2 separate regions of the Mus musculus genome follow, and region 1 is linked to region 2. The links are chromatin loops, found by intact Hi-C in ENCODE. Cell type or tissue: heart. All regions are shown on one strand. Links, peaks and the distances in the headings refer to the core of each region. The heading gives the core; the rest is flanking DNA.

The links. Peaks named below come from ENCODE experiments on the same cell type or tissue, not always from the same donor. Only the 100,000 strongest peaks of a DNase experiment are listed, where the experiment ranks them.
Region 1: a loop joins it to region 2, with 2.5 times the contacts of the local background. A loop is called at or near these places in 6 of 42 quality-filtered maps.

The regions. Positions count from the first base shown.
Region 1 is chr14:47,596,362-47,599,286 of GRCm38, reverse strand. No RefSeq gene overlaps it. Among named protein-coding and RNA genes, the nearest start is that of Atg14, 29 kb to the right of the region's middle. In heart, for the core only: a CTCF peak has its summit at 1,281 (motif pointing left); no DNase peak of the experiment used is centred there; H3K4me3 peaks cover 296 bases; H3K27ac peaks cover 320 bases.
Region 2 is chr14:47,660,867-47,663,736 of GRCm38, reverse strand. The region is part of intron 1 of Ktn1 (kinectin 1); the gene reads right to left. Among named protein-coding and RNA genes, the nearest start is that of Ktn1, 13 kb to the right of the region's middle. In heart, for the core only: no CTCF peak of the experiment used is centred there; no DNase peak of the experiment used is centred there.

The sequences.
Region 1 (2,925 bases), core at 165-2,664, 65 kb after region 2:
TTCCTTATATTTATTTTTATTGAATCGTGGAAAATGAACTAAATTCCAAGTTTTCCCAGCCCCAGCTTGCAGAATGATGTAATTCTTTATTATTAAACGCCTAGACCATAAGCTTTGGTTCATTCCCTGACTAGCACATAACTTATTGAACCCATTCAAACTATTCTATGTCTACCACATGGTCAGTTACCTCTCCTGTCCTACCTCCTATTTCCTGCTTCAGCTCATTGGCCATTGGCATTTTTATTGACAGGTGATCTCCATAGAATACATATGAGTATTTTGCCTGCATGTATGTCTGTGCACTGCTAGTGCCTGAGGAGGCCAGAAGAGCGTTGTTGGATCCTCTGGAACTGCAATTATACATAAATTGTGATGATGATGATGATGATGATGATGATGATGATGATGATGATGATGATTCCTGTCTTTGTGAAACCAAGCCATTATCCCCGGGAATTCAAATTCGGCAAGTGTTTCACTGCCAGTGTGCACACCTACTGGCACAGTCCTGCCTGAGAGCTGTTGCTTTTCTAGGTAGAAACAAGGTGCCATCATGACTCAGGATGTTCAGATGATTTGGGGGGGGGGGGTGCGCGGGGGAGCTTGGCGGGCGGGGGAGGGGGCGGCGGGGGGAGGGGGACAGGTTATGCCATGGTAAGCACAGGCTTCTTTCTGGTGCCCTGCTCTACCCAGCCACCCAGAAGGGGAAGTGTGGCTTACTGGGGAGTAAGGAATTTGAGTTTAAGCAATTATTAAAAGGGCAAGAAATCCACTGAATTTTGTTCTAGAAAAGACCTTCAAGGAATTCGTAAATCAGCCTCCATATTCTTGTGATATAAAATCCCTGTCTGGAAACTGACAGCTCAGTGCAGACTTAATTAGAACCATGTCATTGGCTCCCAGGAAAAAGACAAAGCTACAGCAAGCAAAACTGGCACCAGATTAAAAACCGTCCTCCGGCGGCCTTGTTGCATTTATGCAGACTCGGCGGTACTTCCTAGGCCAAAAACACTGCCTCCGACGTTCACAGTATCAAGGTGCTGTGTGTGAGAAATCACAGGCCAAGCACCTCCAGGTGAACTGATGTGAACAGAACCTGCCAGTATACACTGCACAAACATATCTGCATTAACCAAGACAGTAACTAATCCTGTGTATCTGAGGAGGTAGCCCCTGGTCCTCTGCACCGGCATGTACTTAAGCCCCTCCTCAGCTGATCCCCAAGCCTGTTTGCTCCCCAAACCGGAAGCTCTGCCTTTGAGAGAGGAGACAGAGCGCCCCCTAGTGAAACAGTCTTTCCTCACATTACACTTTAGCACTACGGTTCTCATGTTGTAGATTTCTGGTAAATATTTCTTCAGGTTTATAGGAGCCACGTAGTGTTCTGATACATACATACATACATACATACATACATACATACATACATACATACATACATACATACATACATATATATATATGTGTGTGTGTGTATATATATATGTGTGTGTGTATATATATATATATATTATATAAATATAACGATAAAATCGTTGTAAGGAGCATAGCTGTCACCTCAAATGTTCATCATTTATTCCTGGTGAAAAGTTCAAAAATGTCTAGAATTTTGAAATACTCATGATTGTTAACTGTACCCTAGGGTACAGTAAAGTAACAAAATTTATTCCTATTTATTTGTAATTTTGTACTTGTTGAATGGACATCTGTATTTTTCTTTCTAGAGTCCAGGCCTAAAATGCTGACTGTGACTTGAAAGCCTGAAGCCTGATGCCCAAGTCCTAGAGGTTTTCACCTATTGTTTAAGAGTTGCAAAAAACCCTACTGGTTCCAGAGTTTTTATCTTTAAATGTGTGTGTGTGTGTGTGTGTGTGTGTGTGTGTGTGTGTGTGTGTGTGTGTGTGTGTGTGTGTGTGTGTGCATGTGTGCCTATGTGTATATGTGCATTTATGTATGTGCATGTGTGAATATGTGCATGTATGTGTACATGTGTGCATGTGTACATGCATGTGTGTATATGTGCATTTATGTATATGCATGTGTGCCTGTGTGTATATGTGCATGTATGTGTGTGTATGTGCACATGTGTATGTGCCTGTGTGTATATGTGCATGTATATGTGTGTGCATGTGTGCCTGTGTGTATGTGTACATGTGTGCATATATGTATTGTGTATATGTGCATGTGTGTGTATGTGTGCATGTGTGCCTGTGTGTATGTGTACATTCATGTCAAGATACTTGTGCAAGCATGTATATGCAGAGGCATGTGGCTGCCAGAGGCTGATCTCACTGTTCCCCTCCACTGCTCTTTACCTTGGTTTTCGAGACAAGATCCCTTAGCAACCTGGAGCTCCCAGACTTAGCTCCACTGTCCAGTCAGCCAACACAGGGATCCTCCTGTCTCTGCCTCCTAGTGCCAGGAGGACAGGGGCACTCTTGGCTCTAACATCAGTGATGGAAATTGAGTTCACATCCTCACACTTAAGAGGCAAGCACTTTATAGACTGCACCATCTACCCGCACCCCCCAAAGTTTTAAATTCACAAACTAAAAAAAATTGGTAAATGTGGCTAAATATCTCCAAATATCGACTAGATGTATATTAGTTGCTTTGTTTTGTTTTGTTTTGTTTTGTTTTGTTTTGTTTTGTTTTGTTTTGTTTTTCGAGACAGGGTTTCTCTTTATAGCCCTGGCTGTCCTGGAACTCACTTTGTAGACCAGGCTGACCTCGAACTCAGAAATCCGCCTGCCTCTGTCTCCTGAGTGCTGGGATTAAAGTCATGTGCCACCATGCCCGGCTTTAGTTGCTTTTCTATTACTATAAGACATCTGACCAAGGCAATACCTAGAGGAAAGAGTCTATTGGAGCCTTACAGTTCCAGAAAGTAAGATTCCATGGCCATCATGGTGGGCAACATGG
Region 2 (2,870 bases), core at 4-2,503:
TGACAGAGAAAACAGTCAATTATATAAATAAGTAAACTGCTAGCACCCTGCCCTGACAGTTAGCACTTCAGATTTAATCCCATCTTACTCAGAACACAAAACAGGTCAGCTGTTTAAACCATGGCTGTTGCCTGCACCTCAACTATACTATAAGGGGAAGTGGGTAGTTAGTGAGAAGTGTAACAGACCCTTCCCTTCTCACACCATGTGACAAGACCCTAAAAGGGGGTAGGGGCGAGGGGAGGGTGTGTCTTCTCCACTGCCCTCCCTCTTTTTGGCAAGGTAGCAGGTGAAAGACAGTCATGACAAGTACTGCTAGAAGTTGAACCCAGAGTTCAAGGCCAGCCTGGTTTACAGAGTGAGTTCCAGGACAGAAAAAGAAAAAAAGAAAAAGAAAAAGAAAAAGAAAAAAAAAAAAAACTACTTAAATGTGGAGCCATTGTTCTTATAGTCATTTTAGAACTTTGCTTTAGCAGAGGATTTTAACAAATTTCCAATATTTACAAGATGACATAAAGGGACCTGGGACAGTGTGGCATTTGGGAGGCTGAGAAGGAGGACCATGAAGTGAAGTGAAACTCAACCTGGGCCATATAAGATTCAATCTCTGAATGAATAAGTGTGTGTGTGTGTGTGTGTGTGTGTGTGTGTGTGTGTGTGTAGTAAAAGAGCTGTTCATGTCTATCTGTAAATTGCCAAACCAAATGGATAAGACTGGATATGGTAATCACAGGCAGCTTTAAGCTACTAAAATCTACTTTGTCTTTCAATTAATTGATAGCTCATTTTAAAACACAGTGCATTCTTAATTCAAGTTATACCTGAAATGGCCTACATCTAAAATTGAAACACATTCTGCAAACAAAATAGTTCAACAGACACAATATTAATCTTTCTGACTAAAATTAACTTTCCACAAGCAATTTACTAAGGTAAGATTTCACAAGTTCAAGGGAGAAACAGAACACATGTTAACTTAGTGGTTCTCAAGTGGGTCATAAACACTTTGGGGTGGGGTTACAACCCCTTCAGAGAGGCTGCCTAAGACCATCAGAAAACACAGATATTTACAATTCCTAACAGTAGCAAAATTACAGTTATGATGTAGCAATGAGAATCATTTTATGGTTGGAGTCACCACAACATGAGGAACTGTGTTAATGGATCACATTAGGAAGGTTTAAGAGCCAGTGAGAGGTTTGGAATTGATCTTTTCTGATAACTCATCTAATCTGTATGTCAATTAAGCACTCTCTGTTCTGTTTGCCTAAGTTAGCTACTCGTCAAGTGAGATGCTTTTAACGATCGGTGTTTTGTCTTTTTGTTTTTGTTTTTAAGTAAACAATGGATGGATGGATGGATGTGTGTATGTGTGTGTGTGTGTGTGTATAGATATAGATATAGATATAAATAAATATCCATCCTACGCCAGGACACTGGAGTCAGAAGAAAAATAAGGTGATACACATGTCAAAGTTTTGCCTTAGGAAAACAAGCTAAGGTACTTTGCAGCAGACACAGAAGCTAAAAGAATAAGCTACACCTGTACATCTATACGCATGATGACTTCCAGATCTTCCTCTGTGATCATACTGACCAGGTTCACCGAGACAGAAATGAAAGGCACCAAGTGCCCAAGGCAAAGACCAAACACCAGACCACAGAGATCTGAAACTCTCCCTGGGGTTCTGCTCAGGGTCTGTAGAGTTTCTATGTCTGTTTTTAGATCCCACAAACCTGAAGGAATGGTGCTGTCTTCCTTTGGATTTTCATGGGTGTGGTGGTTTGAATGTGCTTGGCCCATGGTTAATAGCACTATTAGGAGGTGTGGCCTTATTGGAGGAAATGTGTCACTGTGTAGGCAGGCTTTGAGGGTTACCAGTGCTCAAGCTCCGCCCAGTGTGGAAGAGACAGTCCCCTCCTGGCTGCCTTCAGTTTAAGACTACTTCTCCAGCATCATGTCTACCTGCACACTGCAGTGCTTCCTGCCATGATGATAAAGGACTGAACCTCTCAAACTTTAAGTTGTCACCAATTAAATGTTCCTTAAAGAGTTGCCTTGGTCATGATGTTTCTTCATAATGGAAACCCAAAGTTTCCAAATGGCATTCCCTCAAAACTTGAATTTCCTTTTGCTTGTACTCAATGTTCATGTCATTCTGTATATATGTAGAGGACCCACAATATTAAGACACATAGCAGCATAACATAAAAACTGAAGACATAAAACACTCAGCATCAAGGTCAACTCAGAGTTTAACTATTAAGACTACAAGTACTTGGGGGTTACTCATTTGATAGAGTGCTTGCCTGCACAAAGTTCCAATCAGTTTAAACTGGGTATTCTAGTACAAATTCAAAGCAAGCTTGGGTTACATAAGACTATCTAAAAATAAATAAACAAAAAGCCCTAAGTACTATGACTTTTGTTTAAATTCTATTTTACTAAAGTCAAAAATCCTAATTTTGTATGATTAATGATAAATTTAGTAACTAGAAATAAGGAAAGAACACAATAAGAGCCACTTGCCTTGAGATGTTAGGCTTTGACTTAAAAAAGGTTACAAAATGTTCAGTTCCGTTTTGGTTTCAGGTAAGTGTTTAATAAATAAGCATATATTTTATTCACTGGTATACCTAAAATTCACATTGCATCTATAGGCAACAGTTATATACGAAGGGGGAAAGCTGGCAATAAGGGGCTCAGAACAAAATAAAAGAGAATTCAGGAAAAAAGTGGAGAAGAAAGGAACTTAGCCCATGATGAGGTAATGGGAAAGAGGGTTGAGACAAAGTTAACTTAGCTGTAGTTGACAGAAATCCCATCTTTAAATTTGTCTAAGCCCACTGTATACAATGCAGTATGTATG